Linked DNA regions of Mus musculus: all the other regions are linked to region 2. A link is a loop called in an ENCODE intact Hi-C map of the cell type or tissue named here. Cell type or tissue: heart. All regions are shown on one strand.

Evidence for each region. Hi-C counts contacts between places; a loop is a spot of excess contacts. Peaks named below come from ENCODE experiments on the same cell type or tissue, not always from the same donor. Only the 100,000 strongest peaks of a DNase experiment are listed, where the experiment ranks them.
Region 1: a loop joins it to region 2, with 2.5 times the contacts of the local background. A loop is called at or near these places in 3 of 42 quality-filtered maps.
Region 3: it touches region 2 in a loop (2.0-fold over the local background); 2 of 42 quality-filtered maps call a loop at or near these places.

What each region holds. Positions count from the first base shown.
Region 1 is chr7:19,746,319-19,754,318 of GRCm38, reverse strand. Nectin2 (nectin cell adhesion molecule 2) reads left to right here and starts at 4,746. Exons shown (of 9, transcript NM_008990.3): 1 at 4,746-5,104. The coding sequence starts at 5,017. Gm34744 (a long non-coding RNA gene) reads right to left here and starts at 4,749. Exons shown (of 3, transcript XR_881878.3): 1 at 4,370-4,749; 2 at 2,376-2,519. In heart, CTCF peaks have their summits at 632 (motif pointing right), 1,432 (motif pointing left), 3,995 (motif pointing left) and 4,581 (motif pointing right); DNase peaks (open chromatin) are centred at 498, 3,978, 4,488, 5,318 and 2 weaker places; H3K4me3 peaks cover 4,742 bases; H3K27ac peaks cover 5,594 bases.
Region 2 is chr7:19,935,198-19,943,197 of GRCm38, reverse strand. Igsf23 (immunoglobulin superfamily, member 23) reads left to right here. Exons shown (of 5, transcript NM_027308.2): 3 at 1,179-1,448; 4 at 3,856-4,025; 5 at 4,948-5,893. The coding sequence ends at 4,953. Among named protein-coding and RNA genes, the nearest start is that of Igsf23, 12 kb to the left of the region's middle. In heart, a CTCF peak has its summit at 3,108; DNase peaks (open chromatin) are centred at 3,107, 7,027, 7,557, 7,917 and 1 weaker place; H3K4me3 peaks cover 780 bases; H3K27ac peaks cover 2,968 bases.
Region 3 is chr7:19,862,762-19,870,761 of GRCm38, reverse strand. It overlaps a transcript of Ceacam16 not described here. Among named protein-coding and RNA genes, the nearest start is that of Ceacam16, 5.5 kb to the right of the region's middle. In heart, a CTCF peak has its summit at 3,692 (motif pointing left); DNase peaks (open chromatin) are centred at 4,011, 4,101, 5,836 and 6,331.

The DNA.
Region 1 (8,000 bases), 190 kb after region 2:
CTGGGGTTGCAGGGAGAGACAAAGTACAGTGATGCATACTGGGAATTCAAGCATTTGAGAGGCACAAGTAGTAAGCCCCACCCCCCAGCACTGGGGAGACAGTGGCAGAGGAAGCTCTGTGAGTTCAAGGGCAGCCTACTCTAGAAATAGAGAAATACTATCTGAGGGGTGTGTGTGTGTGTGTGTGTGTGTGTGTAAATCCTATCCTTACACACACATACTAAACAAAATGTAAAAGTTAGATGTATAACTGGAACGTTCAAAGGTAAACTACCTTCAGGCTCCAGTGGACTTAGGAGCTGGAATCCACGTCTATCTCTGAGACAATATCACTGATTAGGGGAAGGGGCCTCAAGTCCTGCTGCCCACAAGAGCAGGGTTGCAGAGCAAGTAAGTTACTCAGAACAGGAAGCCGTTGGCTCTGTGCCTAGCAAGCTCTGGCTCCCTCCTGAGTGAAGCGCTACCTCTGGGGCTCCTTGACCCTGGAGGTTGACTTCACAAGTATGAGACCCACCCAGTTCTCTGTCAACAAAGCAAGCTGCTCTTGGGCTGAAGCATGCCTCATAGGCATGAAATCTGGTAGCGCCACACTCCCCTGGCTTCCTTCCTGAGCCTGCCCTACCCACAAAGACCCGCCTAGAGGGAGCCTAGCCCACTTGGTGGCAGTCCAGAAGAGCAGGTGCACAGGGGAAAAAGACGGCCGGACATGCCGACTCTTCTGGGCTTTTTTTTGTTTTTTGTTTTAAAGATTATTTTATTTATATGAATACACTGTAGCTGTCTTCAGACACACCAGAAGAGGGCATAGGATCCCATTACAGATGGTTGTGAGACAACATGCAGTTGCTGGGAATTGAACTCAGGACCTCTATAAGAACAGTCAATGCTCTTAACCACTAAGCCATCTCTCCAGTCCCCAGACCTCCTCCATCTTTAGCTGGGTCAGAATAAAAGAGCTTTGGAAAGACAGTGATGGGTCTGCCAGGCAGCTGTTCGGATAAAAGCTATACCAGTCTGAGCAACTTCGTTTGTTTTCTGGAACCATGATAGAAGGAGAGAATCAACTCCCTAAATTTGACCTCTGACCTCTATGCATGCTCTGCCCCCCCCCCAGAAGAAAATGGGGAGAAGGAAGAGGAAGGGGAGGTTATAATCCAGGACTTAAGATGGCTCAGCAGGTAAATGTTGCTCGCTACCAAGCTGAAACCTGAGATCAATCTCTGGAGACCCACAAAATTGAAGGAGAGAACTGACCCCCACAACCTATTCACATAGGCCCCTCCCAACCACAAATTAAAAAAATAAGTATATACATATACAGATTCAAGAGGTGGTAAGCATTCATTGTTCTTTCCTGTAGAGGACCCAGGCTTGTTTCCCAACACCCATATTGCAGTTCACAACAATCCATAACTCCAGGGAATCTGCTGCCCTCTTCTGGCCTCCACGGGCACCAGGAATTCATACGGTGCACATCCATCCAGGCAAAATGCTCATATATATAAAAGTAAACCTCAAAAACAAAAAAGTCACCGGGTGTGGTGGCGCACGCCTTTGATCCCAGCTCTTGGGAGGCAGAGGCAGGCGGATTTCTAAGTTCGAGGCCAGCCTGGTCTACAGAGTGAGTTCTAGGACAGCCAGGGCTACACAGAGAAACCCTGTCTCGAAAAACCAAAACCAAAACAAACAAAAAGTCATCAAGGCTCTCAGCATGGTGGTAATCTTAGCACTACAGAGAGGCAGAGGTAGGCAGATCTCTATGAGTTCAAGGCCATCCTGATCTACATAGGAAATTCCAGGCCAGCCAGGGCTACAGAGCTACATAGTAAGACTCTGTATACTGGCTGATTTTATGTGTCAACTTGACACAAGTTAGAATCATCAGAGAGGAAGGAGCCTGAGAAAATGCTTCCATAAAATCTGGCTATAAAACGTATTTCAATTCGTGATCAATGAGAGAGGGTCCAGCCCATTGTGAGTGGTACCATTCCTGGGCTGCTGGTCCTGGGTTCTATAAGAAAGCAATCTGGGCAAGCCACCAGGAGGAAGTCAGTAAGCAGCACTCCTCCATGGCCTCTGCTCCTGCCTCCAGGTTTTTGCCCTGCTGAATTCATGTCCTGACTTCGTCCAGTGATGGACAGGAATGTGGATGTGTAAGGCAAATAACCCTGTAGTTGGTCTTTGCTACTTTGTGGGTTTCTCTTTTTCCCACCCTTTGTTCCACACTATGCCCCGTTTCACCTACTATCACTAGACAGGAGAGAGACAGGGAGAGAGGGGGAGAGAGATCCAGATCCCTGAATCTAATTTCTTTCCTTTAGTGTCTTCTTTGAGGACAACTATGACAAACCATGACCAACGACCACGCAGCGTACCTATTGGTCCTCTAGCACTTATTTACCCTCTGTACAGTTTCCAGAATTCCAAACGCCACACAGTCGCAGAAACTATACGTGGCTGACAAAAATCACACCTCTGCTGGAGCACGAGGCAAATCATAACCAGCTGCTGCAGACAATCTGAAGGATTAAAATGAAACATTGTCATAATACTTCTGTGCTTTTTAAAGGAACCAAAATCTCAAACTTGTCGCTACAATAATCCTTTCCTCCCCAAGTTGCTTTTCTTGTCACAGTGTTTCATTGCAGTTATGGAAAGCCTGAGTAAGACACTCTGTCTTGGGAAAAAAAAAAAAAAAGTTGGAAGCTACAGAGCATTTACTCAGTGTCTGTCATTTATACCACTAGCCTCATGCCACGTTCCTTGCAAACCTGAGATATTATCTGGATGTCATGTTGCATAGCTACTATAAACACCAACAAACCTCACACTGCTCCTTCTCTGGCGGTGGTTTGGAAAGAACCTGTGCCTTAGTTTACTTTTCACACACGGTGACCCTCACGTGGTGATCGTCGCTGATTAGAACTGGGTCTGTAGACCACAGTGGCTTGGAATTCTGTGAGATCTTTCTGTTTCTGCCACCTAAGTACTGGGATTACAGTTGTGCAGCACCAACCCGACCCCCTTCCTAAGATTCTTGTGAGCAACAAAAGAATTTTGAATAGTGTCCATTGTGGACCTGCCTCTTTTCATAACCCTGACCTTTGGCACCAAGCCACTTTCCCTTCCCATGACTCAGTTCCCCTTCCTTCTCCACGGCTTGATCGGGGACTGCTTGGGAGAAGACTTACACGAGGGCCTGGTGGGCAGACAAAGCTAAAACCCTTTATCAACAATGTTGTTAAAGGGGTGTGGCAACAGCTCAGAAAGGAGAGAGCTAGCTCAACTTGGAGTCAGTGCATGCCTACAATCCCTGGCTGGTTAGCCAGGACGACAGGAGATGCCATCTCATAAAACAAAACCAAGGTGGGTGGAATGGCTTCAAAGGTTGTGCCACCAAACTTGGCTACGTGAGTTGGGGCCCCGGCACCCACTTGCTGCTTCCAACTCAAAGCAAGTTGTTATTTGCCCTTCAGAAGTCAGCACGGCCTGCACACACACAAAATAATCAGCAAGCAAACAAATAGGAGCATTAACAAGAGTGGAAAGCAAGTTGGTCAGAGCCAGGGTCCACTCCTTGGGCCTTGCCACATGGGAGAGGGGCTTCATGTATGTGGCCGGTGGAGAAGGGGCCCTACCCCAGCCCAGGTGGCTCTCTCACAAGAAACCCCCAAATGCCTGGCCCTTGGGGAGGATTTGGCTGTCAGGTACTTCAGCAGCGGAGTACCTGTTCCCCTCCCCCATCCCCAACAAGTGGACCTTCTCATTAGCTCCACTCGGCGGCCCTGGGAATGTGAAAAGGCGGGTGGGGGTGGGGAGGGTGGAGCGTCTACGAAGAGACAAAAGGGCCGCCTCAAAACCAGCCACAAAGACCACAGGATTCTGGTGAGATAGAGAAAGTGGGACAAGGACAACCGGAAGGGACTGGTAGGGCCAGAGGACAGACTGACTGGTCCAGCCCCACCCAGCGGGGTTCGGCCTGCTGGGTTGGTTTATGCTGCCCCCTCGCGGAAGGCTGCGATATAAAAAAAGGATACTGGGTGGGAGGGACGCAGAGGCCAGATGCAGGGACAGGAATATTAAGAGTGACACAGAAAAAAACTATGAGACAAGAAACAGAAAGTGACAGGGACGCAAAGAGAGACGCACACAGTCAAAGGAATGCAACGAGACACGGGGACTAAGTGACATAGGCACATGGACAGACAAAGAAACACCAGAGCAGAGCCACAGAGAAACATGGGGATGCGGAGGGAGACTCAGAGGTAGAGAAAGAGGAGAAATCTGGAAAGAAATGATGCGGCGACACGAGAACCCAGGGCAGAGATCAGAAAGAAATGGGGTCCACTAAGAAGTGACCCCGACCTACCACAGCAGCAGGACTAGGAGAAAGGCTGGGACAGGGGTGTGGCCTCACCAAGGGGCGGTGCCTCAGGAAGGGAGGCCCTATGAGAGCCCACATACTCAGGCTAACCAGAGGGCAGTGGGGCGTGGTCTGGGCGAGAAGGCATGGCTTCTCCTGGTGGGAGGCGACCGGAAGTTTAGAAGGGGGTGTGACCGCGTCTCATTAGAGTGACCAGTAGGGGGCGCAGTGGGTCTTCCCGGGTTGTGTGTGGGCGTGGCTCCATGTCGAGTGGGCGTGGTCAAATAGTTAATTCCAGGAGAAGGCGGAGATAGAATCGTGGGGCCAGACAGGTGTGGGACGCGGGATGGGCGGGGTCTTAGCCCTGAGAGGGGCGGAGCCTGAGCCCTAGGATCGGCTTGGCGAAGAGGGGCGGGGCCTGTGACGTCATGAGTCCGGCCCGCTGGAGCTAAGCGAGGGGCCGGGGGGCGCGGATCCTGAGAGCCAGGCGAGGGAAAGCTGGGCCGAACGAACTGATCCGGGGAGCCGTGAGCGGCGGAAGCCGGCCTGGAGCCGGACACTTCAGACCCCTGACTGCCCTCCCAGCCGATCGGTACACGAAGAGTGGTCCCTAGGCACCCCCTGCCCGGGCCCAGTCCCTCCCCGGGCCCCCCATGGCCCGGGCCGCAGTCCTCCCGCCGTCCAGATTGTCACCGACGCTGCCGTTGTTGCCGCTGCTACTGCTCCTGCTTCAGGAAACAGGTGAAAACGCGCGGATGCCTTCGTCAGTCCTCAGAAGGGAGGGAACGGGGCATCGTCCCCCACCTCACTCCCAGCTCCCCGAGGCCCCTTTCCCTCGTGCCCCCTTCTAGGTTGGCCCTACTGATCGAGATTCTCGCAACACACCGGGCTCTCTCTCCGAGTCTCCTAACCTCCCTCTCTGCACCTCGCGTAATCACAAGTGTCCATTCTAACCCGGGTTTCTGACCCCCTCCACCTCCCTCGGCGTGGAAAGGGTTAAATCCTCCCCATCCTGTGCTGATCACTTATCCGGAATCTGGATTTCCGTCTCTGCTCTCCCCCCTCAGGAATGTGGAGAATGTTCCCCCCACTCACACTAGCTGGAGGGTCGTGATGGTGAGGAGGGACGACACCCCCCCCCCTTTTTTTTCTTTTCCTTCTTGTTGGGTTGGGCATCCGAGGCCCGGGGAGAATTGGGCGCGAGGGGACCCACAGTCGAGGTTCCCAAGACGAGTGTGTGTTGGGGGGGGGATGAGTTCGGTCTTTGGGAGCCCTTGGCAAACCAATGATGAGAGTTGGGGGCACTCAGGGGCAGGAAGGGTGTGAGTCTGGAGTGCAAGCCTCAGGGAGTTTACAGACACTGACCCCTGGGTTCTGGGAAAATTAAGAGGTTCTGCCTCCAGGATCTCAGAAGGCGAGCCTAACCCGGGTCTAGATAGAATTGGAGAAAAGGGGTTCAAACTTGTGGGTCTTGGGTTTAACTGTGGGCAAAGAGCTCTGCTCGCTGGGGTCCAGGTGCAGTTAGGGTCCAGAGGCACTATCTTGGCAGGTTCGGATTTAGCTGTAGGCAATGGAATTTAATGATCAAGGGACTCTGACCTTTACCCCTCTGCCCCCAAATATAATCAAAGGCTTAAAGACGTAGCCTGAAATTGGGAACTTAGTCGGCTGTGTCCCAGGTAGAGTCAGAGCCCGGGAGGTTTGCAGTTTTCCTCCCCTTCCCCCTTTCCTTGTGAGTGGCAACGTCCCTGGGGAAGTTTTCCGGTATCGCTTTCACCTAGTTTGGGAGGGGCGGGGCGGGGCTGGAGCGCTAAGAGTCCCAACTCCTGGTTTCGGGACCTTATCTCTCCTTTGGTCACGCCTTTGTCCTCGAAGCACTTGGAGAGGTAAATGGGAGGAGCCTCCTCTCTAAGACTCGCTCCCCTTTCCCCACCCCCCAGCCCTGGAGGGGACTTGGGGCTCTGCGAGGCCAGGGGGTGGGGGTGGGGGATGGGGTGAGGTGTAAACAGGTGTGCTGACCTCGCCCCGCCCCTAGCAGGTGACCTGGCTGTTTCTTCCTAACTACACACTCTGGGATGGGGAGCGGGGAGTTTCTGGAGAGTTTGCTCAGAACGGGGATCAGAAGGATCGTAGGGAGAATGCCTGTCACTTTTGGCCTCGTTTTTTCTTTCGTCACCTCCTTTGAGGTCATTGGCCTTGACCTCCCAGATAGATGAGATCTGTACCTGTCCCTCTGAGTGAATTCTTAGAATCCACCCGTGTGGTACCTCATAGCAGATTCCACAGAACCCCAGAGCAAACCTTGTTCCCCTTCCCAGCCTGCGAACGGGGAAACCGAAAAGGACACTCTCCCAAGGTTCCACTCCCGTCCCTTGAAAGCCTTTGAAAGCCAGCAACCCAATAGCCAGGCTGGGCAAGCTCCCCAAAGTGCTTCCTATTTCCTAGACCTGTGGTGACTGTCCCTTCTCTGTTGAATCCCTGGGGGGATTTCCTGGGGCTGGGCCTTCCCTTCGAACGTTGGGGAGAGGACCTTGGCCTTTCCTAACCCATCCTACTCCTATCTCCACTTCCTCATTCCTTCTCTCTCCCTCTCCTTTTTCTTTTTTCATTTCCCTTTCCATCTCTCCCTTCTCTCTCTTTCCGGGCTCTTTCTCCTTTCTGTTCTGTTTGTCCTTCCTTTGCTCTCTCCATCTCTCCCTTGCTTTCCCTACATCTCTTTCCCCTGGCTCTAGCTGCTCAGCCTCCCTGCTTCCTGGCCTCCTCTGGGAATGGGGCTTACACCACCTGGACCTCCTGCTGGAGCCTGAGCCTCCCTCCCCACTCTTCCCTATCTCTCTCTGCTCATCTATGTCATCCAGGCAGCCCCACACAGTGGCGGGGGAGGGGAGAAGAGGGGATGGCAGGCCTGGCTGTCTCTTCTCGTTAGGGAAGGGGAACTGAGCAGAGAAGAAATGGGGGAGGGGGAGGGGGGGGCAAGAGACAGGATGGAGAGCAGGGATATAGGAAGAGGAGCCAAGAGAGGGAGGGGACGGGGATCAGACCTATGCAAGGATGGAGTAATGCAAGGATGGAGTCATGCACAAAGAATGAAGGAAGATTGCAAGGGAGGGCAGAAAGATACCAGAAAGGGGCAGGGGTGCTGGGGTGCTGGGAGGGGTATAGGCAGGGACACTGGAAGGGCAGAGAGGTTTGGTGACAGGAAAGGAGATCAGAAGACCCCAGCCAGAGGGCTGTGGAGATCCTGTGACTTGGAGAGGTCAGAGCACAGGCCAGTCTCAAGGCCAGCCAGCATGTAGGGGCCACAGGGAGTTAAAGACACGGGAGGCACAGGGAGTCTTGCACAAGGGCCAGCTCCCCTGCCCCCGCTGGGATGCTGATACATTTTTAATGCCCCAGCAATGCTGAGAAACAGAGCAGGAAGGGAGGAGGAGATGGACCAGGAGAGATGGCCCGGCAGTAAGAAAGTATGTCAGGAGCCTTGGAGAGGTGTGAGTGCTGGATGCCTAGAGACATGGAGACCCCAGGGTCACAGAAACAGAAACCTAAGACAGGGATGAACACCTGTGACTCCAGCACTCAAAGAAAGCTGAGGAGGGCGGGGGGGGGGGGGGGGGGGCGGGGGGATTGCAGGGAGTTC
Region 2 (8,000 bases):
CCCTGCCTAGAATCCCCCAGTGAGGGGCTGGGGTGTGGCTCAGTGGTAGAGCCCCTGCCTAGAATCCCCCAGTGAAGGGCTGGGGGCATGGCTCAGTGGGAGAGCCCCTGCCTAGAATCCCCCAGTGAAGGGCTGGGGGTGTGGCTCAGTGGTAGAGCCCCTGCCTAGAATCCCCCAGTGAGGGGCTGGGGGCATTGCTCAGTGGTAGAGCCCCTGCCTAGAATCCCCCAGTGAGGGGCTGGGGGCATGGCTCAGTGGTAGAGCCTCTGCCTAGAATCCCCTAGTGAGGGGCTGGGGGCGTGGCTCAGTGGTAAGAGCCCCTGCAAGGATTCCCCAGTCGGTAAAAAGCATCTGTCACCAAATCTAATGAGCTGAGTTTAAGCCTCAGAACCCACATGGTAGGAGGGAACCAGCTCCAACAAATTGTCCTCTGACATCTTCATACATCCTCCATACCCCACAAACACACATAAAGTAAAAATAAGTTTTAAAGAAATATACTAAAGAAATTTTAAAACAAAATGCTCAGTTATTTTTGGTGAATGAGGCATATACCTTTAATCCCAGCACTCAGGAGGCAGAGGCAGGTAAATCTCTGTGCATTTGAAGGCAGTCTGGTCTACATAGTAAGTTCCAGGACAGCCAGAGCTATATAGGGAGACTCAATATAAAAACAACAAATCAAGCAAAATAATAATAATAATAATAATAATAATAATGCCTCAGCTATAATAGAAATAGTTTAATATAAGTGTCCCTAGCTTTACTGAATACTTAGTAGCCTGGTATTATTATTACTAGTATAATTAATTCTGTGACTACTGACACTGTACTGGCCACATGCAATGGAACATAGGAGCTTGTGAACCCCAGTAGGGCTGTACTAATGAATGCATGAATGACAGAGGGTGAATGAATGCATGAGTGAATGAATGAATGTGTGAATGAATGAATTAGAGTGAATGAATGAATGTGAGTGAATGAATGAATTAGAGTGAATGAATGAATGAGAGAGAAAGAGAGAGAGAGAGAGAGAGAGAGTATGTGTGTGTGTGTGTGTGTGTGTGTGTGTGTGTGTGTGTGTGTGTGTGTGAATGTATGCATGTAACTGTGTGGGGCAGAAGAGATGCCAGTGTCTCTGGGAGGTCACCTGGAGGTCTTGCTCTCTGTTCCCACAGACAATCCCAGCCTGATCCCACTGGTGACCTTCCCCGAGTCTTCCAAGGGCATAATCTACAGTGACCTTAACTACTCTGTGATCCTGCAGTGGATGGTGACCATGAACCCAGAGCCTGTGCTGAGCTGGACCTTTGATGGAAAGCCATGTGGAACTGGGGAGAAGCTATTTATCCGGCGACTGTCCCCAGATCAGCTGGGCACTTACCTGTGCATAGCCAGGAACACAGACAAAGAGCTGGTCTCTGAGCCGGTGACTGTCTCATTGAGCCGTAAGTGTCCCCCGCGATCTCTGTACCCACATGGGTCTACAGCTGGCTTCCTGTAGCCACCCCAGATCTTTATAGCCAAAATGTCACTCCATGTTTTCTTCTACTTGGTAGGCTGTGGCTTAGTCATTTTTGTTGTTGTTGTTGTTGTTGTTGTTTTGTTTTGTTTTGTTTTTAATTTTCTCTCATGTGTATCTGCGTGAATGTCTGCATGTGTATCTCTGTACACATGAAGGCCAGAGGCTGATAGGTCTTCCTTAATGGCTCCCCACCTTGTTCACTGAGGCAGGGTTTCTCAGCTGAACTCAAAGCCCACCGATACTAGCCTAGATGGCCAGGTGTTCTGGGATTCATCTCCAACTCCCCATCACCTCTCAGGTTCTGGGATTAGAAGCAGGTCATATGCCTGACATTTACTGTGAGTCCAGAAGGTCCCAACACTGCTCCTCGCATTGCCCAGAGAGTACTTTATCCTTTAGCCCATCCCCCCAGCCCTTCCTTAACCCATTTTATATATGACAGACTTGGTCTTGGGGGTCCTTAGCCGATACCCTCCCCTAACACCACCAAAGTCCAACTTGGTGAAGGGATGAGTTTTATTGGGGTTACTTACATAAATGTGGGTGAAGTGTTACTAACAGGAACACAGAGGACTCAAAGACAGCTTTTATCACCCAAGCCCACCCCAGCATGAGTGACAGCTTACAAAGCTGGGAACCTGGAGCCCAGCACGGAGACAGCCAGGAGTGTCAGCTTCAGCACAGGACACCCCAGGACCACGTTCTCAGATGGGGAGGGGAACAAGGGAGAGGGGGAGGAGGTATGTGTCCCAGAGATACAAAGGACTGGCTCTGGACAGAAAGAAAATAGAGGTGACCGTGGGGAAATGGCTATTTATAAAGGTACAAGAAGCCCTGCAGTAGGATAGGTGCTTAATTTTTGTCGGGCATGTTAATTAGGGTAGCCAAAGGGAGCTTTTGATTGCTGGACTTCAATACTTTGATAGCTGGATCTAGGTAGTCTGCTTCAGGGGATGTGGCCAAATAAGGGAGTAGACCTTGGTGGCTAGCTTTAGGAATATAACCTAACAATTTTTAGCAAGTCAGAGGGAATAGGGGAGAAGGGCAAGGCCTGCCAGAGCCGTGATAGTCTTGCTGGGGCTGGCAGGGTCCTTCAGGTTTACCTGCGGGTGTCTCCTCAGCTGGGCTTGTCTAAGAGCTTGTCAGCAGCCACTACTTAGATACACTTACCAGGAGCCTACAGTCAGTTCCAGAGACTGGGGAGCTGTTTGGAGTTACTTGCTTCCTGCCTTAAGGACCTTTATCTCCAGGCTGGAGGCTTTCACACCCGCCCTCCTCCAGGACTTCCTGTTGTTACACTTTGCTTTTACATCCTGTGTCTGAAGAAGTTTCCTAGGCAGGTGACGGTGGCACATACCTTTAATCGCAACACTCTGTGGGAGGCAGAGGCAGGTGGATTGCTGCCCGGGGAGGGGGGGGCGGGGGGGGGCGGGGGGCGGGGGGCGGGGGGGCGGGAGGGGGGACCCTGCCAGCCCCAGCAAGACTATCACGGCTCTGGCAGGCCTTGTCCTTCTCCCCTATTCCCTCTGACTTGCTCTCCATGGGGTGTGGTGGTCATGTTTTCCACGGGGCGGCTGGAACCAGGCAGGTTGCCAGGCCTATGGAGTGCAACAGGCAAGCTAGGCACAGTGGGCTGCTAGGAGCCAAGGGGGGGAGGGACCTAGCAGGAAGTGGTGCAATAGGCTAGAGCAGCTTCAGTGATGAATGCTGAATGCGGAGAGAATTTTCTTCCCCAAGGTGTTACATACAGCTCTATAAGACAGACACTCCAGACAGTCTTCGGTGAAATAACTCATGCACTTTATTCCTTGTGGGTAGAGTCTTATATACATTTTGGGGTGGGTGGAGTCTAAAGGCAGATGTTTCCTATTGGCTTGGTCTGAGATCTTAGGGACGCGTCATCTGCATGTGGAAGGACTTCAGGTGTTGTCCCTACTTGACTGATTGCCCAGTCCTCTCCATGGGGTGTGGTGGTCATGTTTTCCAGGTCAGGAACCTGGTTGGGAGTAGATTAAACGCCTACCATTCTCAGCTATGAGAATTACTGGGATTTCTGAATCTGCTCGACCTTTCCAAGTTTTCTGTCCGGTGGCACTGTCCACTGCCCCACAGGGGTTGGGAGAGGAAGAGGAGAGAGAGAGAGAGAGAGAGAGAGAGAGAGAGAGAGAGAGAGAGAGAGAGAGAGAGAGATGGATGAGCTTGGAAATAGGAGGAAGAGATGGGTGTGTGGAAACCACAGTGTACAGAGGAGCCTGAGTTCTAAGTTGACAGGAATCAGGGTGTAGAGGTGGAGGGTGGCTCCTTCAGTCTCCTCTCCCCTCGGTTCCCAGCAGCCACCGGGGCTCCCACAGTTCCGGCTCCCACAGTTGCCTATCCCATGAAGCCGAACGACTACATGTCGGTCTCAGGAGGATCCGCCATAGCCCTCATCGTAGCGGCCACCATCGGAGGATTAGTCCTGATCGGATCTGTCTGCTTCTATATACTGCTGGCACTTAAGGTAATTGCGTTCCTCCCACTGGTCCACCAGAGGACATCCACTCCAGCCCACTTGAGCTCAATTTGAGTCGCTCTACCAGTGGAATAAGCTAAATTCTATTCCCAGCTTTATAGGTGAGGCACAGACAAGTCAAAACATCAATTCCGAACCACACAGCCAGGGAACAGCAACAATTTAAACTCTGACCAAAAGAACAAAACAAAACAAAACAAAACACCAACCCAACCGACCCATGGGAAAGAATGACTTTGACCCCAGAGGTGCCCATCTGACTCACTAATACCCAAAGTGACAAGAGAAGCTCTAAGGGCTTGCTCAGCTGCCGTGGCTCACATCCGTTTAGGGAAGCTGTAGAGAAGTGGAGTCCCTTTGGGGCTCAGTGTGCCCATCCGCAAAATGGGAATGGTCATAACCACACCCAACCCACAGACCGACATGAATCTGAACCAGCTTTAAGCAGTAGTGGGCTTTGTGAGTGCCTCATCCCATCCACTCTGTGTGTCATGAGGGAGGCAAACATGATCAACAAAAATGAGTATGAAGGATGGGAACTCAGGAAGGGAGATAGGTAGCATGGGGGGGGGGGGAGAGCATCAGGGGGCGATGACAGAGAGGGAGGACCCATCCTGCAGAGAGAGAAGACAGCTAAACAAAGCCTTGGGCAGCAGAGAGGGTTTTGGCTGGCAAATTAACCTGCTGCCAAGTCTGAGGGTCTGAGTTTGATCTCCAGGAACCAACATGGTGGGAGGAGATGATGCCGGAGCATGCACACATATGTACACAACTGGAAATTATAAAATAATGCTTAGGGCCTCTACATATGAATTTGGAGGGATCGCAGAGCAACACATAGCAGTGATGTACTCTCTCTTTCTCCCCTCCCTCCTCCATCCCCTTCCAATCTTTACTGCCGAACCCACAGAAATAAGGAACGTGCAGCTAAGCCATGAGCTCATGAATCTCTACCCGAAGCCGATCCCAGGACAGGAGTCTCAGGACAGGAAGACATGGCCCTTGTCAAGCTCCACCTCCCTCCCATTTGTGCCCAAGATGTCCCCAGCTAAATAAAGCCTTTTCTATCTTCCTGCCGGCTGCCAACACCCCATCTTCACAGTCCACCTATTCCGGGAACACTGTCTCTATTCTTCTGCCTCGTGGACTGCAAACAAGAGAAACTCCCTGGCTTAGTTGAAGGGAGGGGAGGGAGAACAGGAGGAAGAATTTGACAGAAGTCATGAAGATTTCCCAGAATCCAAGGGTGTATCTGTCAGCCTCAGCAAGGTAACGAATTGCCTCTGGAATCTAGCAGCTTGAAATAACAGCCATTTGTGCCGATTGCAATTCTGTGGCTTCGGCTGTAGGTTAGGCTCGGCAGGTGGGGGCTTGCTGCAGTATCTGTGGTCCAGTGACTGTCTGGAGGGGCAACATCAGTGGAAACAGCTGGCATTCCTTGGTGTCCTCTTATGTTCAGAAAGGTAAACGCCAACCGATTACGAGGCCTCTGGTTCAGAACCTAACACCATCGTTGCCATCCCATTGGCTGGAGGAAGTCACATGACCGGCCCAAGAGGTGGGGGCCCTGGCTCTACCTCTTCCTGCTCTCAACCCACCTTCTCTTCCTTACAGTCTTGCTCTTAAGGAATTCACGTGCTGTGTCTTCTTCACAGCCCCCTCCCTCTTTTCTCCTTTCTCTTTCATTGCGTTATCCCAGAATTTCTGTCCCTGGGAGTTGACCAACTCAGCCAGCTTGCTTACAACATGTAACATCTGTTGGACTGATGTTTTTGTACACTTTGTAAAGATGTGTCTCTGTCCTTATTTGCCTGCCCAAAGCACCTTCTGATTGGTCAAAATAAAAAGCCTATAGCAAAAGGCAGCGTAGTTAGTAAGATGGGACATCTGGCAGAGAGAGGAACTCTGGGAAAGAGAGAAAAACACGAGAGATTTGCCACCCAGCCTGAGAGGAAGCTGGACTACGAAACTGAGGCGCTATAACCAACCATGTGGCAGACACAGACCAGTAAAGCAGGTTAATACCAGTTTGGAGCTAGTTGGGGAGCAAGCCTAGCATAGAGCCTAGGCATTTATTAGTAAACGCAAGCCTCTGTGTCGTTATTCTATTCGGGAGCTGGAGCAGGCATAGAAAAGCCAGAATGGTTACAGATGTCCCTGGTTTCCTACTGCGATGGGCACAGAGATACAGGACGCCATCACAGGACCTGGGACAGCAGAAAACGTATTGCCCTGCCTTGCAAGCTGAACAGGGCACAGAATATTTCTTCTGAGTGTAGAGGTTGTTCTTGCTTATTTTCTAAATAAAAATCTAGATTACTGCCGGGAGATGGTGGTACACGCCTTTAATCCCAGCACTTGGGAGGCAGAGGCAGGTAGATTTCTGAGTTCGAGGCCAGCCTGGTCTACAAAGTGAGTTCCAGGACAGCCAGGGCTACACAGAGAAACCCTGTCTCGAAAAACCAAAATAAATAAATAAATAAATAAATAAATAATTTAAATCTAGGTTACTGATATGCCTAGAAAAAGAGAGGTCACGGCAGGCCCCCAGAAATTCATGGTGCTCTTGTGGATGGCATTTTGTGGGGGGTTCTTCAGGATTGGGTTTCTGAGACATGGTCTCACTTTGTAACCCAGGCTAGTGTCTAACTCATAACCAGTATACATGCTGCATAGTGAGTTTGAGGCCAGCCTGGGCTACATGAGATCCAGTCTTAGGAGGAGAAGGAAGAGGAGAAAGGAGGACCCTGACCCAAAAATAAATAAAAAGTATTTTTTTTTAAAGTTTAAGATCCCAGACCGGTCACCTCTTCTTTGGTCTCCACTTCCTATTTCTACCTACCTTGTTAGGCTGGAACCCCTGCTCAGCCCCGCACACGCTGGGAATTCCAGTCTGCCCTCCTTCCCCAAAAGCCACCTACACTGAAAAACTCCAAACAAAGGACCGGCTCCAACAGCCCAGTTCTGCATTCTTGGCAGCTCTTCAAACCTGCTTCCTTGATGCTGCCAGGCACCCAAGTCTGGCCCTAAGTGCTCTTGACCATGCTTGGACACAAACCCAGCCTAAGGCTGACATATGGCTGCAACCCTTTGCCTAAAGTCTATAAAACTTCCCCGTTTTAGCCAGGGTGTTTGTTCTTCGGGACTGATGAACCTACCCAGGAGCAATGCCTAATAAACCTGACTCTACCTACTTTTAATTTGGTCCAATCTGGTCTGTATCCACTCCACCTAGGGAGAGAAAAAGCCTATCACACCTAGAGACCCCTTCCTCCATAACTCAGCAGCACTGCCGTGTCAGTCAGTGTTTGAGTGACAGCTCCGTGGTGTCAGTCCTGCCTGGTTGATTCTGAGTCCCTGGGACAGAAGCAGGGGTCTGAAGAGAGGCTCCTTAGGGCAAAGGGAAATAAGAACCCACCCATCCTGCGAGGATCTCTGTAAGCTCAGGATGTGAACAGAGGAAGTCCGTGAAACGGACAGATCCTTGCGCGAGGCCCCTCCTTCCGGGCGTATCGACACATTAAGGACTGAAGTGGAAACTTCTGGTTTCTCTGGAAAGTTGGTTACGGCAAATGATGTTTAGCTGGGGCACACATGTTCAAGCAGACACGTGAAAGGACACGTGATGAAGGAGTATAGCTATGACCCCACAGACAGTGGGAGACGAGCACTGAGCGTTGGTTTGGTTTGGTTTGCTCTGCCTCGCTATTCTTCCCTAAGCTGCCATTAAGAGAAGCTCACCCAAGCACTGCTCGTGAGGTTCCTGCGGCAGTTTGCCGTTTCAACAGCAGGCCAGTTGACGAGCCTAACAGTTCCTTTGGGAGGAAGTCAGCTGCTGGTTCATGCCTAGTATCAGTCTGCTGAAAGGTCTGGTCTATCGCTGCCAATCCCTGTGTGGTGTCTGCCTGCCTAGAGGACTGGTCTGCAGCTGCTGAGTCATATTTGGTGTTGGCTACAGGACTG
Region 3 (8,000 bases), 72 kb after region 2:
GTGTGTGAAGTTGAGACATTAATCATCACACTGGAGGATTCTAGGTGGTTCTCTACCTCCAAAGTCGGCCTTCCCTGTTTGAAGTGAGTCCTCCATACACACTTCCCAGGCCCCAAATCATGGGTTCTACCAACTATGCCCAATATACGCATGAGGGACTGGAGATGAACCTGCATCTTCACGCCACCTTAAAAGCTGGCTTGGCCCTCTGTCTATAACCCCAGCGCAGAAGGGCAGAGACAGGAGGATCACTGGAACTGGCTGGCAGCCGGCCTAGCTCTGGGTTCAGCAAGAAACCCTGCCTCAGGGAACAGGTGGAGATGTGGACATCCCTTGTTTTCTTAGGGGCCAGGGAGGGGGTCGGAAACACACATATGCACCGACCCACACAACATACAGTGGAGAAAGTGCCTGCTTTTTGAGGAATGAGGGCCTGGGTTCAGATGCCTGGCATCAAGGTCAAAAGCCAAGTGTGACAACTCGTGCCCAAACCCTAGCACTGGGGTGGACGTGGTGGTGGTGAAGGAGGGGTGTCTACGCTCACCAGCCAGGCAGAGCACAGAAATGGTGTGCTCTAGGCTCAGTGAAAGACCCTGGCTCGAAAGAAAGAAAGAAAGAAAGAAAGAAAGAAAGAAAGAAAGAAAGAAAGAAAGAAAGAAAGAAAGAAAGAAAGGAGGGAGGGAGGGAGGGAGGGAGGGAGGGAGGGAGGGAGGGAGGGAGGGAGGGAGGGAGGGAGGGAGGGAGGGAGGGAGGGAGGGAGGGAGGCAGGCAGGCAAGAAAGAAAGCAAGCAAGAAAGCAGGTTGGGTGCACAGCTTTGACCCTAGCCCTTTAGAGACAGAGACAGGTTGATCTCTGTGAGTTTGGGGCCAGCCTGATCTACGTAGAGCGTTCCAGACCAGCGGGGGGGGGGGGGGAGTGCATAGTGAGACCCTGTCTCAAAAAAAAAAGTAAAAATTGTAAAAAAGAAAGAAAATAAAAGGGAAAGGTGATCGCTAGACATGGAGCTATAGCACGGCATTTACCTAGTCTGCAGGGGGTCCCGAGTTCAACTCCTACTGCCTACATGAAAAATTAACAACCGTTGTGTTGTGTGGGACAGGAGAGACAGCACCCACGTGGTGACTCACAACCACCTGCAACTCCAGTTCTGGGGGTCAGACATCCTCTCCAGGCTATTTCAAGCACTACATGCATGTGGAAGCTAAATATAATACACACACAATAAAAATAAAGGTTAATAATAACAGTAGTAATAATGATGTGTTGATCAGTCGTGGAAGATACCTGACAGATATCATCCACCTCTAGCTTCACAAGGACTTGTAGACAGACGGGCAGACAGACAGACAGACAGACACACACACACACACACACACACACACACACGAAGTCCTGTGTCTCTGATGAACATGTGCAGGTTTTTTCTTGCTGTGGTTCCTACAGCGGCAGTGTGACAGGGCAGCTGTACCCATGTGACAGCCTTTGGTATGCTGAGTTGTACTGAAATGGCTGAGTGCACCCAGGAGGCTATGGTAGGTCTAGGACCAATGCTACTATTGATCAACATTGTCAGCATCTTGGGCTTGGGTAGCCATGGAGTTGATTCCAAATCCCACCCAGAACCTTCTGCCATCAGGTGGAGATGAGGGGATGGGGACTATGATTGGCTGTGAGTGTGACAGGCATAGGAGTGTGGGGACACAATGATGGATGCCACCTTCTATTTGAAATAAATACATTCGATTTCCGTAATAACCTTTTTTTTAAAAAAAAGTTTTTTAAAAAGATTTATTTATTATTGTATATAAGTACACTGTAGCTGTCTTCAGACACCAGAAGAGGGTGACAGATCTTATTATAGATGGTTGTGAGCCACCATGTGGTTGCTGGGATTTGAACTCAGGACCTTCAGAAGAGCAGTCAGTGCTCTTAACCACTGAGCCATCTCTCCAGCCCCAAAAAGAGTTTTTTATTTAATGTATGAGTATCTGCATGTACACCTGCATGTCAGAAGAGGGCCCAGGATTTCACTATAGATGGTTGTGAGCCACCATGTGGTTGCTGGGAATTGAACTCAGGACCTCTGGAAGGGCAGCCAGTGCTCTTAACCGCTGAGCCATCTCTCCAGCCCAATACCATCTTTTAAGATTTAAGGTGTGTGTGTGTGTGTGTGTGTGTGTGTGTGTGTGTGTGTGTGTGTGTGTGCCCCTGGAGGTCAGAAGAGGGAATCAGATCAGAGAGAGACCCTGGAGCTGGAGTTACAGATGCCTGGTGTGAGTGCTGGGAACTGAACTCAGGTCCTCGGCAAGAGCAGTGAGTTCAGGTGGTGGTGCACAGCTGTGAGCCCAGTGTTGGAGGGGGTGGGGCTGAAGACTATGTCTAAAAGTAATAATGAAAAACCCCACAGACTCTTTCCCAGCCCAGGACCTTTGCATCTACTGTACTATGCATTGGGGAAACATACTTTCCCCCCTATACCTGCAGGCTCCCTATCACCTCAGTCACGCCTTGCCTTACTTCCTCAGGGACCTGCTAACGTCCGTAGCTGAAAGAGTGACCTGTGTCCTCCCTATCCTCCTGACTCGTCTTATCTTCCTGTCTCGAGGCATTATGGCACTAATCGTTCTCTGACACTATAGGCTAAGTAGGGTTTGTTTGGTTTTTCTTTTTTCTTTTTAATTATTGCTCATATCCTCCAATAAGATTTAGCCATATAAGAGAACAGATCTGTCTGTCGTCTGTGTCCCCAGCGGTTTGGCATGGAGTCAGTGCTCAATAAATATTTGCTAGGTGATTAAATGACTTGGAAATCCCCGAGCAAGAAGATCAGGGAAGGTGCCAAAGGGATGGGGACAAGAGGCTGTTTGGTTAGCTGAGAGCATGCATGTTTCTGTGTGTGTGTGTGTGTGTGTGTGTGTGTGTGTGTGTGTGTGTATGTGTGTGTGTATGTGTGCGCGCGCGCACTTGTGCACATGCGCGGGCGTGTGTCTGTGATTTTATATGTGGTGCAAATCAAAGGTTTTGTATGTGATAACCAAGTTGTCTGCCACTGAGCCACGTCCCCAGCCCCTCACTGGGGGATTCTAGGGAGGGGCTCTACCACTGAGCCATGCCCCCAGCCCCTCACTGGGGGATTCTAGGCAGGGGCTCTACCACTGAGCCACGCCCCCAGCCCCTCACTGGAGGATTCTAGGCAGGGGCTCTACCACTGAGCCACGCCCCCAGCCCCTCACTGGGGGATTCTAGGCAGGGGCTCTACCACTGAGCCACGCCCCCAGCCCCTCACTGGGGGATTCTAGGCAGGGGCTCTACCACTGAGCCACGCCCCCAGCTCCTCAGTGGGGGATTCTAGGCAGGGGCTCTACCACTGAGCCACGCCCCCAGCCCCTCTCTGGGGGATTCTAGCAGGGGCTCTACCACTGAGGTATTTTTCCATACCTCTTTTTTACTTTTTATTTTGAGACAGGATTTTCATAATTGTCTGAACTGGCCTGGAATGTACGGTATATGCCTCGGTCTTCCAAATAACTGGGATGAGAGGCCTGTGCCACCGGGCCTGACTGCTCACTCGATGCTGTGTGTACAGTAAGGAGTGAAGAGCACCTGGGGTCTTTTGATTGGTCTAACAGCCTCCGTGGCCCAGCTGGAAACTGGGATTTTGCCTCCCAGCCCTGTTTGGAGGGACACCCCCTACAGGTCAGGTTTACCATAACTGCTCTGCCCTGTGTCCTCGGCTTCCCCAGATGACCAGGGAAATGAGGAAGGGGACTCCTCTCCCGATTTACTGAGACAAGGGTCCTGCTGCAGAGCCTCCCCAATCTAATCCAGGTTCCCAGAGTATTGACAGATCAGAAGTAGGCAGAGTCTTGACAGGAAGGGAGATGGTTGCTCCACTTCCAGCCTTGAGCTCCCCAGGGAACTATTGAGGTGGCAGATGAGATAAGAGAGCTTGGGAAGGGAGCCTCATAAAACAAGGTCACAGACCGTGTCCTCAAACGGCCGGGAGAAGCGAAAGATTGGCCTGTTTGCATGCGTTTTGTTTTGATGTGGTTTTGAGGGTATTTTGTTGTTGTTGATTTTGTCGGTTTTTAAATTTGGTTACATTTTATCTATTGGGGGATGGCTGGTGCCCAGACCTTGGCACAGGTGTGGAGGGCAAAGGACAACTGTTCTCTCCTTTCACCCTGTGGTGCCAACAATAGAGCTGAGGTCATCAGACTTGGCAGCCAGGGCCTTTGCCCAATACACCAGCTCACTGGCCCTGTTTCTGGGGTTTGAGGGGTTTCGGTTGTTTTTGTTTTTGAGACAGAGAGTTGCTGTGTGGCTCAGGCTGGCTTCGAACCGGCAGCAATCCTCTTGCTTCCGCCTCCCTAATGCTGAGATTACGGGTGTGTGCCTCAGCAGCAGGCTGCTCTAGCATCAGAAGGCAGTGGTTCAGCGGCTCATTTAACCTCATACGATAGTGGGGCCAGAGGCTGGATAAAGGGACAATAAATGTGTCACCACTGTTAGCTCCAGTTCAAATGGCTCACACAAAGGCTAGGGATGGGCCTTTTGGGGCACCTGCAGTTCCAGCTCCTTTAGAAACTGAGGCAGAAAAACAGTCTCATGTTCAGGGCCAGCACAGGCTGTGTAGAGAGATCCCATGTAGCAAAAAGAAAATAGGCCAGCATGGTAGCGCAGATCTCTTGTCTTGGATCCCAGCACTTCAAAAGAAGAGGCAGGTGGATCTCTGTGAGTTTCAGGCTAGCCTGGTCAACATAATCTGGTTCCATGGTGAGACCCTATCTAAAGAAAAGAAAAGTGAAATTGAAAAATCAGGTTCAGGAACTTTGAACAGTTTGATAAAGTGGTTGCCTAGCACAAAACCCTACCTTTGAGCTTCTGTGTGGAGTAAAGGCTGTGGGTAGTGTGCCTGTAATCCCAGCATTCAAGAGGTGGGAGGCTAGAGGCAGTTCAAGGGTTCAAGGTCACCCTCCAGCACACAGTAAGTTCCAGGCAGCCTGGGTTCCATGAGGCTTTATTCCAAAAATAGAAACAAAATTTTAAAACCATATCTCCTTCTAATGTAACATTCTAGGCCATCTGTATGTGTTGACTTCTCGGCCGGAAGTTGAGCTGCCTGTTTGTTCTGTTCCAGGCTGGGACCCCAGCTCACACACAGACAACGCTTACACACACGGTGTGTCAATCGGAGAGTGCCCAGTGCACCCCTCCACCCCCTGCACTTTCCTGCTCCAGCTGGAGCAGCCCAGGTATACCAGCTCTAACCCCAGAAGAGTCAGGAGTCAAGGTTGTGGCCACCCACTGCTCCCTTCAACAGACAGGTTGAACGTGCAACCCTGGGCCAAGCACGTACCAAGTACACAAGCCACTACAGCTTTTGCTTAAACTCAAAGGGTTCACACAGGGGCCAGGGATGGACCTTTGTTGATAGGGCGATTGACCAGCATTCCAGAAGCTGATGGTGGGTGGATTCCCAGCCCTGTATAAAAACCCCTGTAATCCCAGCACCCAGGAAATGGAGACAGGAGGAGAAGGTCAAGGCCATCCTCAACTACATGGTGAATTCAAGGCTAGCCTGGGCTACACAGACAGTGTCTCAAAAACAAAACAAAACAAAATGTTCATACTAGCAGAAGACCAGGAAGCAGAAAGGGAGGAGGGAGGAGGACAGAGATAGCAAGGGCAGCAGACAGAGAAGGGTCATGTGATGCTTTGACGACTTGAAGTCATGACACAGGTTAGGGACAAAAGGTACCTCTGCCCTGCCAGAAACCTGGGCCTCCCTGGAGACTCTCAGCTCTGTGTCATCCACACCTGGTGTCAGCTTCCACGAGCTCTCTGAACCACTACACAGTGATGGGGACACTGTGGGGGCACAGTGCAGGGAGGGGAGAGACACCGCCCTCAACAGTGAGAACTGAAGGTGTCCAAGGCTCACATGGGGAGGGGGGAAGCTGAGATCATGCTGGGAAGACACACTGGAGGAGGCGGGAGGCTTGGGTGCACAGGCTGAGGAGTCTGTATTCTGCAGAGGGCTCTGGGCAGCCCGGCAGCCTCTGTGCTAATGGAGTAAGGGAGGCATAAGGACTGAGACCCAGGTCCTTCTACCGGTCTCAGGGGCAGTGGCATCCTCCTGGCTGAGAGCAGGGAAATGGAGCAGGTCTGGGAAGATACTAAGGTCGATTTGGGACAAGGTGCCTGAGTCAGAGGCATCCAGGGACATTGGGGAGCTATGCTGAACAACAATGGGAATGAGTCCCAGTATTTAGGCGAGAGTGTGGGAGCAGGGCCAGACAGGGAGAGCAAGGTGAGGTAAGGTCACAGTTGAAGGAGGGCAAGAGGCAGCAAACCCAGCCTCTGCCACCCCCACTCTCCCTAGCCTTCCTCAGCCCTCCCCAGCCCTCCTTCCCCTTGAGGGCAGCCCAGGACACAGTGATACTCTTGAGGAACTGGGACAGGAGAGCTGCAGGTATGGCCTCCTGCCCAGAAGTAGGCTGCAGGGCAGCAGAGGAGCCAACACCCACAACTACGCCATCAACTAAGCCATCAGCGATGACGTCTGTCACATGGTGACCAAAGATTCTGAGGTCACTGCCTGGACATCCTCCCTCCACCCCAGTGCAGGGGGCAGACCCCCTTTCTAAATGGGCAACCCCCCTTTCTGGATTTGCTTTTCCATTTTCAGTGAGGGTTTTGTTTTTGTTTTTAGAGAGGGTCTCATTATGTTCCCTGGCCTGGCCTGGAACTCACAATGATCCTCCTGCATCAGGACACCATCAGACCTAACCTTTAAGTTTTTCTGTTGTTCTGAGACAGGGTCTCACATAGCTCAGGCTGACCTGGAACTCCTTAGGTAGCTGAGCATCCTCTGACCCTCCCACCTCCATCTCCTGAGTGACAGGGTGATAGGCATGGTCCAGCACACCTGGTTTATGTAGTTCTGGGTATTGAGCCCGGGGGCTTCATGCACGCCAGGCAAGCACTCTACCCACTGAGCCCCAGCCCCAGCTGGTTCTACATTTGCCTCCCTGATCCTCAACAAACACAGGGACTTAACTGATTTTTGTAACTAAACTCTCTGACCATCTGTAACAAGGCTGGCACAGAGTAGGTGCTCATTCGATATTTGTGGAAGGAATGAGTTTGCGTTTATTGAGCAGTTACTGTATGTCAGGCATGATTGTAAGCACCATGCATGCTTGTGTTACAGGACCCACGTTGGGCGGGGGACAGCTGCCCTTCATTACTAGGGGTGAATACTGCCTGAAGAACCCACCAACATTCACAGTTGCTCCAGGTCTTCCTATAAATGGCAGCGGGTTTTAAACAGCCTCAGCACAAGGGCTCTACCCCTGAGCCACTCCCCCAGGCCCTCACTGGTGGATTCTAGGCAGGGGCTCTACCCCTGAGACACACCCCCAGGCCCTCACTAGGGGGGGGGGGTTTAGACAGGGGTTCTACCACTGAACCATGCCCCTGACTTCATAGTTTTTATTTATTTATTTTTAAAGAATTATTTATTTCTTTTATGTATGTGAGTACACTGTCGCTCTCTTCAGACACACCAAAAGAGGCATCAGATCCCATTACAGATGGTTGTGAGCCACCATGTGGTTGCTGGGAATTGAACTCAGGACCTCTGGAAGAACAGCCAGTGCTTTTAAGCGCTGAGCCATCTCCCCTAGTTCTTATTTTTAATTACCAAAGGAGGATGAAGAGTTCAGGTAATCCAGAAATGTTTGTTCACAAGGATCAGTGAGCCTTACCTTCCAGAATCTTGCCAATGTCTTTGTATTTATGGCATCACATGCCGATCAAGTGTGTGTGTGTGTGTGTGTGTGTGTGTGTGTGTGTGTGTGTGTGTGTGTGTGTGTTTAAAAAAAATATTCTGGGCCGGGTTAGTGGTGGCACATGCCCTTAATCCTAGCACTTGGGAGGCTGAGGCAGGCAGATTTCTGAGTTTAAGGCCAGCCTGGTCTACAGAGTGAGTTCC